Linked DNA regions of Mus musculus: regions 1 and 2 are each linked to region 3. The links are chromatin contacts, found by Hi-C or POLR2A ChIA-PET in ENCODE. All regions are on one chromosome and are shown on one strand. Each heading gives the region's core, a stretch centred on a gene start or an enhancer-like site at or near the end of the contact. The rest is flanking DNA. Distances are from core to core; before and after follow the strand shown.

The links. A loop is a pair of places that touch in the nucleus more often than their neighbours do. ChIA-PET counts read pairs that join two places held with the same protein, here RNA polymerase II (POLR2A).
Region 1: POLR2A ChIA-PET joins it to region 3 with 10 read pairs in embryonic stem cell. The contact joins the enhancer-like site here to the promoter of Fbxo47 in region 3. A Hi-C loop is called at or near these places in 2 of 37 maps with a recorded cell type or tissue (both mouse trophoblast stem cell). POLR2A ChIA-PET finds 5 or more read pairs at or near these places in 4 of 5 experiments (Patski and embryonic stem cell).
Region 2: a loop to region 3 is called in a map of left cerebral cortex, with 4 times the contacts of the local background. The contact joins the promoter of B230217C12Rik here to the promoter of Fbxo47 in region 3. A Hi-C loop is called at or near these places in 10 of 37 maps with a recorded cell type or tissue (heart and left cerebral cortex). POLR2A ChIA-PET finds 5 or more read pairs at or near these places in 4 of 5 experiments (Patski and embryonic stem cell).

Annotation. Positions count from the first base shown.
Region 1 is chr11:97,942,842-97,946,777 of GRCm38, reverse strand. The region is part of intron 7 of Plxdc1 (plexin domain containing 1); the gene reads left to right. Among named protein-coding and RNA genes, the nearest start is that of Plxdc1, 42 kb to the left of the region's middle. Within about 2 kb of position 1,538, at least 1 of the 3 ENCODE cell types and tissues checked has a DNase peak (open chromatin) inside an H3K27ac peak, as active enhancers do.
Region 2 is chr11:97,839,083-97,842,954 of GRCm38, reverse strand. It overlaps B230217C12Rik (RIKEN cDNA B230217C12 gene), which reads right to left and starts at 1,820. Exons shown (of 3, transcript NR_169086.1): 1 at 1,726-1,820; 2 at 1,379-1,481; 3 at 1-771.
Region 3 is chr11:97,882,413-97,886,195 of GRCm38, reverse strand. Fbxo47 (F-box protein 47) reads left to right here and starts at 2,042. Exons shown (of 11, transcript NM_001081435.1): 1 at 2,042-2,273.

The DNA of each region.
Region 1 (3,936 bases), core at 289-2,788, 61 kb before region 3:
CGAGTCTGTGTGAGCTTTGGAATGTAGGCCAGAGGTAGAGTGCTTGCTTAGTATGGATGCTTTCTAAGTTCAACTGCTGCATTAAAGACAAAAACAAACAAGCAAAAAAACTATATGTGCATACATATTTGTCTATGACGGTGGCTATTTGTATGCCTCTGTGTGTGTGTGTGTGTGTGTGTGTGTGTGTGTGTGTGTGTGTGTGTGCAATTGGATACACTATGGGTTGGTAGAGAGCAGGAGGTTCATTTCCGTATACAAGACCGCATTCTCATAGCTTGGGTTTTTCTTTGTTTGTTGTTGTTGTTGTTGTTGTTGTTTGGTTGTTGTTATTGTTGTTTTTTCCCAGACAGGGTTTCTCTGTGTAGTCCTAGGTATCCTGGAACTCTGTAGACCAGACTGGCCTTCAACTCAGAGATTCGCCTGCCTCTGCCTCCCAAGTGCTGGGATTAAAGGCGTGCGCTACCACTGTCCGACCTGCCTGTCATTTCTGAAGCTTGTTTCCACTGCATCTTCTTGCCCAGACCAAACCCATTTAGTAGGTGAGCCGGTTAGTTCTTGTCTTCACACAAACGTGGGCATATTTGGGAAGACGGACGCTTAACTGAGAGAGTGCCTCTGTAAGCCTGGTAGGCAGCTCTGGTGGTTTTGGTTTGGTTTGGTTTTGGTTTTGGTTTTGGTTTTTCTGACTAATGATTGACAGTAGGAGGACCCAGGACACAGTGGGTGGTGCCACCCCTTGGTAGGTGGTTCTTGTTTTTGTAAGGAAGCAGGCTTTCCTCCCAGAAGTTGTAAGATGAAATAAACCCGGTCCTCCCCAAGTTGCTTTATATTATGATATTCATCACAATAGGAGAAACCCTTGGGCTGGAGAGATGGCTCAGCGGGTAAGAGCACTGACTGCTCTTCCAGGGGTCCTGAGTTCAAATCCCAGCAACCACATGGTGGCTCACAACCACCCATGAGATCTGACACCCTCTTCTGGTGTGTCTGAAGACAGCTACAGCGTACTTATGTATAATAATAAATAAATCTTTTTTTTTTTTTTTTTTTAAGATTTATTTATTTATTATATGTAAGTACACTGTAGCTGTCTTCAGACACTCCAGAAGAGGGCGTCAGATCTCGTTACGGATGGTTGTGAGCCACCATGTGGTTGCTGGGATTTGAACTTCGGACCTTCGGAAGAGCAGTCGGGTGCTCTTACCCACTGAGCCATCTCACCAGCCCCCAATAAATAAATCTTAAAAAAAGAAAAGAAAAGAAAACCTCAGGCGGTAGGAAAGCAGGCACACCGTTGTCCAAGTTTCAGATGCTGGTATAATTGTTTGCTTTTAGGACAGTTACGTAGACGATCCCTTCTGTCTCTTGCTCCTCCCAACTCATAGCGATCTTGATCTTCCTGGCTTAGCTCCCTGAGTGCTGGGATTTCAGCCATGTGCCAGGATGCCTCACTGAAACCCGAGTCTTACGTAAAATACCCAGGATCCCCTTGTTCTCGATTCTTCTTTTATAATGCAGTGCACAGGGACATCTGTCCTCAAACTCCAGAGCAAATGAGATGGTCCGGATCTGGGGAGCTCTGACTTGAGCTGGATAGAGCTGGCCCGGGGGTGGCCAGCTCATTGTTGAGTGTTCAGGGCTTAGCAGGTGCCCACACCTACGTACCGGCTCTCTCAGTGGTGCTTGGTGGTGCTGGCTGGGCTCTGCTGCAATTTCCCCAGGTGTCTTCTATTTAAGGCCGTAGAAAGCCTTGGTTGATAATGTGTTATTAAAAAAAAAAACCAACAAAATCCATATTGGTCTATGGGTTAACCTGGCAGTACCTCGGTTTCCCCACTTGTAAAATGAGTGGAAGAACAGTGTCTTGGCTCACTTGCAGCTCAGCCTGAGGCATCTGAGTGTCACTTCTGACAGAGCTTAAACTGGACAGTACTCCCCTGGAGCCCTGGGCTACTCCTCCCACCCACTCTTTCAGACTGTTTGCCTGAGGTTCTGCCTGGGCTGGAAGGGAGGGAAGAGGAAGCAGGAGGCTGGATCTCATTATAAACCATCTGGTTCCTAAGCAGGAGTCCCCAAGGAAGGAGGGAAGCAGCCTCAGGCCTGGGGTGGTCATCTTCCCTGGCAGGGCAGGAAAGGAAGGTCAGGTCCTCTAACAGCTCCAGAGAGCCAGTAGGATATGTGAGCTTGGTTCCCAGAACTGTCCTTAGAAAGCAGTTGCCTGAACCCCAAGACCCCTTTACCACCCAAGCGGTGACAGCCTAGTGTTTCCCGTGCTTTCTGGTGGTGGCCTACAGGGTGCCAGGCAGTGGCGGGGATGGCAGAGGCTAGGCAAGCAAGGGCAGGAAGGATGCTCAGTTGCCAACCCAGTGGTCAGGGCCTCTGTGGGGGGTGGGGGGGGTGGGGGACTCTTGTCACAGAAACTTCCAAAGCAGGAGGGGACTGCAGAAACTGGTTGAAATTCTCCAACAGGGACTGTGCCATTAGGGGGTAGAAGAGGGGAGGGCAGGACGGAGGGAACAAGCAAGCATTCTTCTTCTCCATATTTGAGTTTATAAACATGAGGTGTTTGGAGATGCTGAAAGTGCCTGAGAATCTCACTCAAAACAAAACAAAGGCAGAAATAAAGCATTCGGGACTGAGCAGAAAGAGACAAATTTGTCTCTTTAAAGCTCAAAACGAACTAGGGCATGGTGGTGGTGACTGTCTTCGTTAAGGGTTTACTGTTATGAACAGACACCATGACCAAGGCAACTCTTGTGGGTTTTTTTTTTTTAAGATTTATTTATTGTTATATGCAAGTATGCTGTAGCTGTCTTCAGACACATCAGAAGAGGGCATCAGATCTCATTCCATTGCAGATGGTTGTGAGCCACCATGTGGTTGCTGGGATTTGAACTCAGGACCTTCGGAAGAGCAGTCAGTGCTCTTAACCAATGAGTCATCTCTCCAGCCCCCCCCGCCCCTTTATTTTTTTTATTTTATTTTATTTTATTTTTTGGTTTTTCAAGACAGGGTTTCTCTGTATAGTCCTGGCTGTCCTGGAACTCACACTGTAGATCAGGCTGGCCTTGAACTCAGAAATCCACCTGCCTCTGCCTCCAAGTGCTGGGATTAAAGGCATGCACTACCACCGCCCGGCTCAGGGCAACTCTTGTAAGGACATTTAATTGGGGCTTATAGGTTCAGAGGTTCAGTCCATTATCATCAAGGCAGGAGCATGGCAGCATCCAGGCAGACATAGCGCAGGAGGAGTTGAGAGTTCTGCATACATCTTCATCTGGAGGCTGCTAGCAGAAGACTGACTTGCAGGCAGCTAGGTCACACCTACTCCAACAAGGCCACACCTACTCTAACAAGGCCACACCTCCTAATCGTGCCACTCTCTGAGCCAAGCATATTCAAACCACCACAGTGACATTGCATGGCTGATGGAGTCCAGGTTAACCTAGATGCAGAGCCAGGCAGATCTTTGTCTACATCATGAGTTTCAGGCCACCAGCCAAGGTTACATATCGAGGAAAATACACTAAACCACAACCAAAACAAACAAAAAAATCCAATGCCTCAAACCAATACCATCAGTGGCAGACCCTGGCTGGCATGGGAGCGGGCATGCGGGCATCTGTGGTCACTCGCATTTGCCAAAGGTCAGCCAGGATGCCACGCAGACACTGAAGCAGTTTCCTCCCACTTGTGCAGACTGGGGTTCTGTAATTTCCAGTGTTGGGGGGGCTGTGCTGGCTGTTGTGACCCCTAAAGCAGATAGGCAAGATTAGGAGCGCGCCACAGCAACTGGGCTTCAGCCCTAGGTTAAGAAAGCGGGAACAGTTCTGAGGTTTAAGATAAGCCACGATGTCACACAGGTGACATCAAGTGACGCCCTGCTGGCGTCATTTCTGTGTTACGGACAGCCCAGCTGAGCTCTTCTGTCAT
Region 2 (3,872 bases), core at 571-3,070, 43 kb after region 3:
ATCCATGCTGTATCCTAAAACACAGTTTGTTTGTGTGTTTGTTTGTTTGTTTGTTTGAACCCTAATTGGACAAGGAAATAACAGCTTTGTTATTTTAAAGATAAAGGAACGTTTAAAATTTTTTTTAAAGTTTTCAAACCCTTCCATTTAGGGTAAAGTTTTTCTCCTAAATTAATATAGCCATTTTGTTTCAATGCTTTATAGGTAAGCACAAAGAATAAGGACTTTACAACCATGCGCCTCTAGTCAACTAAGGAGCTGGGAACAAATGAGAAAAGGAGGGAAGAAATGATAAACCTTAAAGAATGCAAATAACGGGAATTTTGAGGGTGGGGGATGGGTTGTAAGTCAAGGGAAACCACGCAACCTCAGGCTGTACAAACTGTAAATTACTGATCAGTGTTTGCCCTTGAGGTTACAAGGGAACGCCTGCTTGTGAAGCAGAAAGCAAAGAATATTTTAGCATCGTGTGCAGTTGCATTTAGACCTAAGGAAAGGCTGTCCATATGAATGTTTGGGCAGTCTCCACTCTGACTTCACTGTTCCAATCTTCCATATTCTGAATAGTCCCTGTCTACAGCTCAATCGCATGCAGCAGCTGCCAGTGGCTGGCATTCTTGGACTAACTCCTGATGTCCCCAGGAGTGCCCCTGCCTCACAGAATGCCTTCGTGCCAAGGGTCAGCCACATCCGGATACACTGGAAGAGATCAGTTGGGCCTCAGGATTGCTGCTGGTGGTGAGAGGCCTCTTGCTGGACCCGACACAGGAGCTGTGGGAAACCCAAAAACAATGGTCAGCTGCAAACTGCAGCAGGGGTACCCCTACTGGTCAGGAACTAGCAGGAGTTCTGAGAATCCTCCCCATTCCTCTACACAACTGGGGAAAGTGGGCATCTCCCTCACCCCTTACCCCAAGTAGGTTTCATTTGCTATTTTTTCTCAAGTGGGAGTTAATCACTAGTGAACTAATGAATGCAGTTATGGCGCAGCAGTGAATTAATGAATACAATTATGCCAGCAGATTTGAAAACTGCCTTGTCCACACATAAGGATGTACTGTAGTCATTGTCAGGAGAGAATGGACAACTTGGTTTTGCATCTACCTGGAAGGAAATTAGGAAATAATAGTCTGTCCCCCTCCACCCCCCAGCACACTCCCTCCCATCCTACCTAAAACCTAGTGCATTTTATTTATATTTATTTATTTACTTATTTGTAGTGATGTTTATTTTTAAGAAATAACATTTTAAATCAATTCCCAAAGAAAGCTGGCCTTTCTTATTCTTTTCACATTGATCCAAGAAATGCTACGTCAATGTGTATGACAAATAGATACAAAAACAAGCTTTCTTTTCATTTTTTTTTTTTAATCAATACCCGAATAATGACCAGAAGCAAAACTCCACCGGTGCGTCAGCAAGCAGGATGCTCGGCCCTTCAGCTCCATCCTTCCCCTCGCAGCCCCTGCAGCGCCAGGCCACTAGAGAAGGTAAATTATGTAGGACAGAACCACCAGGCCTATGATGGCAAAGAACATGAGGATGAAAATATCCAGCATGGCTCAGTACAAGCAGAGGAGTCCCCTCGATTCCGGGGAAGTGGGAGCTGCAAGCGTGGAGGTCGGTCAGCGCGGAGAAATGGCTCCTCTTCCCTCCCGCTTCCTGTTCCCTCCCCCTCCCGGGGACCTGAAGCTAAGGGATGCTGCAACCCCATCAGCAACTTACTCTCCACCTCCACCATCACGGCCAGCCAATCACAAAGTCCACGGTGGGTAACCAGGGAACAGCTACTTTTAGACCAGGCAAAACCGGAGAGGTTTAATTTCTTCCCAGGAAGCCAGCCCCGCCCCTTTGTGTGGAAAAAAAAAAACAAAACAAAAAAACCGCTATCTCTATTTAGATACAGTTTCTGCACTGAGTGGGCTGCTCCGGAAGGTGTGAGCGGAGGATCTCTACAGACTCCTTAGGAATGGATTTTTCTGCCTTCCTTTTTCCTTCTCCCTCTCACACATCTCTGGTAATCTATCTCAGAAGACAAATTGTTGCCAGTTTTGTGGGCCATTACCTAGTTCAGAGAACATAGAGGAAGGTCTCATGTGAGTCTCAGGAGGCGAGGGGTGGGGGTAGGGCGACCCTGGGCATGGATCTGAGTTTTCTCACTGTGCTGGGGGTCATTTCAACCAGTCTGAAGTCTTTTAAAGCCTGAGCTCAAGGGTGGTCAGGAGCTTGCGTGATAAATTTAACAACTTGTCAATAGGGGGCAGGAGTCAAAGCGAGCCTCTCACATTCCACCAGACGCTGGCTTGCCTTGTTGGTCTGGGAGATCCTCAGAGCCCAAGCTCATTTGTGTCACATGAGGTCTCTCCTTCCCTTCTGTGGTGCCAGTTTCCCCCGTTTGTTTTCTCTGGATCTTCTGAATTTACCTCGTGTCGTCATCAGAGAAAACAGCAAAAAACCCACTCACACCCGCTCCTAGTGTCTAGAGATGCAAATCCAAGCATGGTTTTGTTGTTTCTTTTTGTATTATTATTAATTATTGTTGTTGTTTTATTTTGTCTTGAGGGAGTCTCAGTTAGCCCAGGCTGGCCCTTGACTGGATTCTCCTGACTCTACCTCTCAGCCTCTGAGCACTGCCATTACAGCTGGCTTTCATGTGGTTTCTTCTGAGGGACCGAATCTTACAAAAACTCAATGATAGGGCTCAAGGGGTAATGGTGTTGTACACCAAACCTGAGGACCTGAGTTCAATCCCTGGGGCCCACAGTGGAAAGACAAGGACTCCTTTCTGTTAGTTGTCCTGTGATGTCCACACATGCCCTTTGGTGTACACACACATACATAAACAATCACATTAAAAAAAAAAAACCCACACCCACTGCGATGTATTTTGATTCTTTCTGCTTTGTGTTGTGTACCAACTGTTTATTAAAAAGGAAAGGATTTCTATAGGTCAGTTTCTAAGGTCTGGCATTCTTAGACTCTCCCCAAATATTTTCTTTGAAGGGTCTAGACCTTGAGATCTTAATAACCCCCTTTCTTTTTTCTTTTCTTTTTTTTTTTTTTTTTTTTTTTTTTTTTTTTTGGTTTTTTGAGACAGGGTTTCCCTGCAGCCCTGGAACTCACTTTGTAGACCAGGCTGGCCTCAAACTCAGAAATCCACCTGCCTCTGCCTCCCGAGTGCTGGGATTAAAGTCGTGCACCACTGCGCCCGGCCAGTAACACCCTTTCTAACAGGAACTTAGTCCACTCTCAAGAGGGGAGCCCTCCTGAGCAGGCGAGTCCAGCAGACAAGGCCACACTGGGTCACAGGCTTTTGGGCTGCTCTTGGGAAACTCGAACGCTGCTAGGTCCTTCCCCTGCCTGGAGCACTCCCCACACTCAGCTCACTCAGATTACACTTAGCCCTTGCCTCTCCCTGCTGTTCCGGAGGGAGTCCAGAGAATGCTTTCACGTGAAACCCAGGTAGGAAATGCCCCTCTCCACAAAGCCTCTGGCCAGGTGGCTGCCGACCAGGAGTCAGGGTCCAGCGGTGCTGTATTGCTCAGCACAGATGCCTTCCCAGGAGCAAAGAGGCTGCAGTGTTTGCCATCAAGCTGGCTGGGGACGGGCCATCCCAGAGCTGGGAGACGGGAGAGGGAAGACTGCCTCCCGCTGCCTGCCAGACTACCCTGTGGAGGGTTTCTCCAGGCTCCGTGGCTCTGTGGGCTGTCCTACTTGCTATCAATTTACAAGTCAAACGTGGCAGTACACTCTGGGCTAGAAAGCCTGAGCTGAGCTCACTGGTTGGCTTGAACTCTTGCAGAGTAGCCTGCTTCCCAAGGCCAGCAGGAACTTGAATGAATGACACCTCCCAACTGTCCAGGAGGACACTG
Region 3 (3,783 bases), core at 793-3,292:
ACAAATATACCTTCCCCTTTCCCTTGTCCCCTTCTCCCTCCTCCTATCTTTGTCTCTTATTCCCTGCCCTTTGCCCTCTGGGGCAGATAAATCCCCTTTGTGCCTAGAAGCTGGCTTGGGGTGTCTGGAGCAGATACTAGTCCCTTCAAGCCTTCTCTTTTACTTTTTATTTGAGACAGGGTCTTATCAACTTCCTCAGACTGGCCTTGACCTAACCCCGTGTCTCCAAGGAAGGCCTTGAACTTGTGATCCTCCTGCCTCTGCCTCCCAAGTAGTTGGAATGACAGGTTTGCACCCAAGCCTTCCTTCAGCTATTATTTCATCTGCTGTTTGAGTACAAGAATTAAGGTACAGGATAAGGAAGGCAGGGGGCAGGTAGTACTGAAGTATCTGTCCTAATTTAGTAAATGAGATACGAGACAGGTCATCTCAAGGTTACAGCACCACTTGGGGAAGTAAGTATGGCTACAGAAAAAGTCATGTAAAGTGGGTTTTTTTTTTTTTTTTTTTTTTTTTGCTTTTTGGGGGTAGGGTGGGGGTTTGAACCTGGGACCTCACATCTGCTAAGTACATACTAATGCTAATGCTCCCAACATCTAAGAGGTACAGATTTCCAAAAGAAACCTGGAGGAAGATTTAGAAGAGGGAAGTCAGGACTTTGAGGATGCTAGGGGTGGAAACTAGGCTCCAGTGTGTTCTAGGCAAGCATTCTACCGCTAGGCTACTCCAACCCAGGGAAGTCAGGGTATCTGTTATCTACTTTAACTGGTTGTTTGGTTTTCTTGTGTTTCTATGTGGATAGGTGTTTTTCCTGAATATATATGCCTATGTACCTGAGGAGTCTAGGAGGCCTGGACTACAAGAGACCCAGTCTCAAATAATATGTATCATTCTGTTATATCTTTAAGGCCTCCCAGACAGCCTGCCCCACTGCAGGCTTCCATCTGAATCAAGCCCTGCATACTGGATCATGATTTTTGTAATCCCAGCACTGTAACTGGCTCATGCAAGAGTCAGAGGTTTAGGCTAGCCTAGCACTACCCAACAAGACCTTGTCTCAAAGAAAAAGAGAAAAGAAAAAGACACAGAATCTGTAAATAAATGAGAATTTAATATTAAGGGCTTTGGGGGTGGGGTGGTTGAGCCAGATTCTCAAGTAGCTTAGGCTGGTTTAGCCTCCTGCCTCCATCGGGAAATGCCATCACACCAGGCATCTAACAACTTTTTAATGAAAAGCTCTTGTGACAGATCCTGTTGGCCCAGGGGAAGAGTGAATCGGAAACTGCCTTAAAACTGAGTGTAGGGATGGAGAGATGGCTCAGTGGTTAAGAGCACTGACTGCTCTTCCAGAGGTCCTGAGTTCAATTCCCAGCACCCACATGGTGGCTCATAACCATCTGTGATGAGAACTGATGCCCTCTTCTGGGTGTCTGAAGACAGCAAAAGTGGACTCCTAAACGTAAAGTAAATAAAATCTTTTTTTTAAAACCTGAGTGTAAAAAAACGTAGTGGAGCGTATAACTCCTCCAAGTTTGAGATCTCCATTTACAGCCTCCCCACTTACCCTACCATAAGAGCTCCCGTTTCTCCCGTTCAGCAACTTGGTGTCTAAAATGGAGGTAGCACGGGCTTTTAAGGGCCTCACTCCGAATAACATCCCTGAACAGGAGGGCACCATGGGAGCCTCTGCTTAGTATTCATGAGAGGGCGTGGCCTGCTTGGGGGCGTTTCCCGAGAAGGTTCTGGGTATTCATAAGGGAAAGACTGAAGAGCCGAGGTTTCTTTCTATTCGCGAGGGGGTGGGGCCTCCTCCCGTGCGTGGACTCCTGGGAGTGCTCCGAGCGATTCAAGAGAGGAGGCAAAAGAGCCGAGGATCCCGGCGTCTCATCCTTTCTTGAGAGGGTGAGGCTCCGCCCGCAGGGTTCCCGGGAGATCTCTGAATATTCATGAGGGGAGGGGCAGAGGAGGCGAGGCTGCTCGATATTCATGAGGGGGCGGAGCCTCCTCCCGCTGGGGCTCCTGGGAGAATTCTAAAATCTACTTGAGGCGACGGGGGCGCCCGAGAGCTGAGGACGCAGCTCCGGGGCGGAGCGGAGAGAGCGGAGCAGGATCCGCCCCCATTATCTGGCGGGAAAAGCCTGAGGAGATTTTTTTTTTTAATTTTTTATTTATTTTTATTTTTAAGTATTTGTGAAATCTGAGGATGGTGGGACGAGACGACTAAATCCCACTTTCCTGTGATACTGTAGCCGGAAAAACTGTCGAAATCTGTGGTAACAAGTGTTTTATATTCCCCAGTACTTCCGGTAGAAATAATTGCGTGTTTTTCAGCAGGTCCTATTTGATTTTTATGCGGGCCAGTTTCTGCTCTGGTTCCCTAGGTGACCTCTTTGGCGGTGTTTAGCGCTGGCAAAGGAACGTTAAGACAAAGCGCGGTGACTTGCTGGGGTATTTTTTCCCCTCCGGAAGAGGGTGTGGGGGCAGGGACGAGGTCGGCGCCCTTAGACCCGCCCCGTTCTCGGTGCGTGGGCGGGGCAGTGCTGCCTGTCACCGGCTCCTCGGAGGCCGAGGCAGGAGGCTCGAGAGTTCCACGCCCGCCGGGGAGCCACAAGGGAAAAACTGTATCCCATTGTCACAGGGCTTGTGCGCTTCGTACCTTCAGGCTAAGGGGAAAGCAGGAAGAGTTTGGTAGGAAATAGGTACTGTTTCCACAAAATCCTGCGCTCCTCCACCCCTAAAATAGGTCTGAGGGAGGAAAGGGAGACTTAAATGTTGGGGTTTTGTTTTCTTTTGTTTTGTTGGCTTTTTGTTTGTTTGTTAGTTTGTTTCCACTACAGTGTTTCTTTGTGAAACCACCCCAGCTGCTGTGGGACTTGCACTGTTAGACTCCCACAGACCAGGCTGACCTCGAACTCAGCCTTTGTCTCCCTTGTTGCTGGGACTATAGCTGTTCGCCAGTTGAGTCTAAGTTTTGAAATAACTGGGATCAGTTGGTTTTTGTTTTTTTTCTCTCAGAGATTTAAGTGAAAAATTATACATACACGTTATGTCTATACCCTTAATAGGTGATAAAGACCCCTGGGAGGAGGTTGTTTAGCCCCACACTAGTCTGACTAGGATGGAAGTTTCTGGAAGAAAAAGCAAATTTATGTTTTATTATAGTAAAAATACTTGAAAATTCTGTAGTAAGCATGGCAGTGGTGTTGCACGCCCTTAATCTCAACACTTGGTAGGCAGAGGCAGATGGATCTGTGTGACTGGATCTCTGTGAGGCCAGCCTGGTCTACTGAGTGAGTCCCAGGACAGCCAGCATTATTACACAGAGAAAATAAGGAAAAAAAAAAAGGTAAGAAAGAAAGAGAACAAAAGAAAAATTAAAATTAATAACAACCTTTTTAATTAAGTCAATCAGAATTCTTCCACTTGGAATTACATGAGGATATTAAAATACATATTCTTGTAGAAATACATGTATTGGCATTGAATTAAATTGTAATAAGATTACAAAATAGTATGAGTCCTTACTTTTTTGTCGAAAATGAATACATAAATACAATTTTCACAGTAATATAAACACCAAAATACATGAGTGAATTTAGTTTTCTTTCACTTAGCTGTGTTTTATAAAAATAAACATATTGTGTAAAGGTAGCCATTTTCACAATTACTAATCTGAAATTTCACTGAAATCTGAAGTAAAGCGCAACTATAGTCATTTGTTTGTTTGGTTTTTGAGACAGGATTTCTCTGGGTAGTCCTTGGTGTTCTGGAAATAGTTTTGTA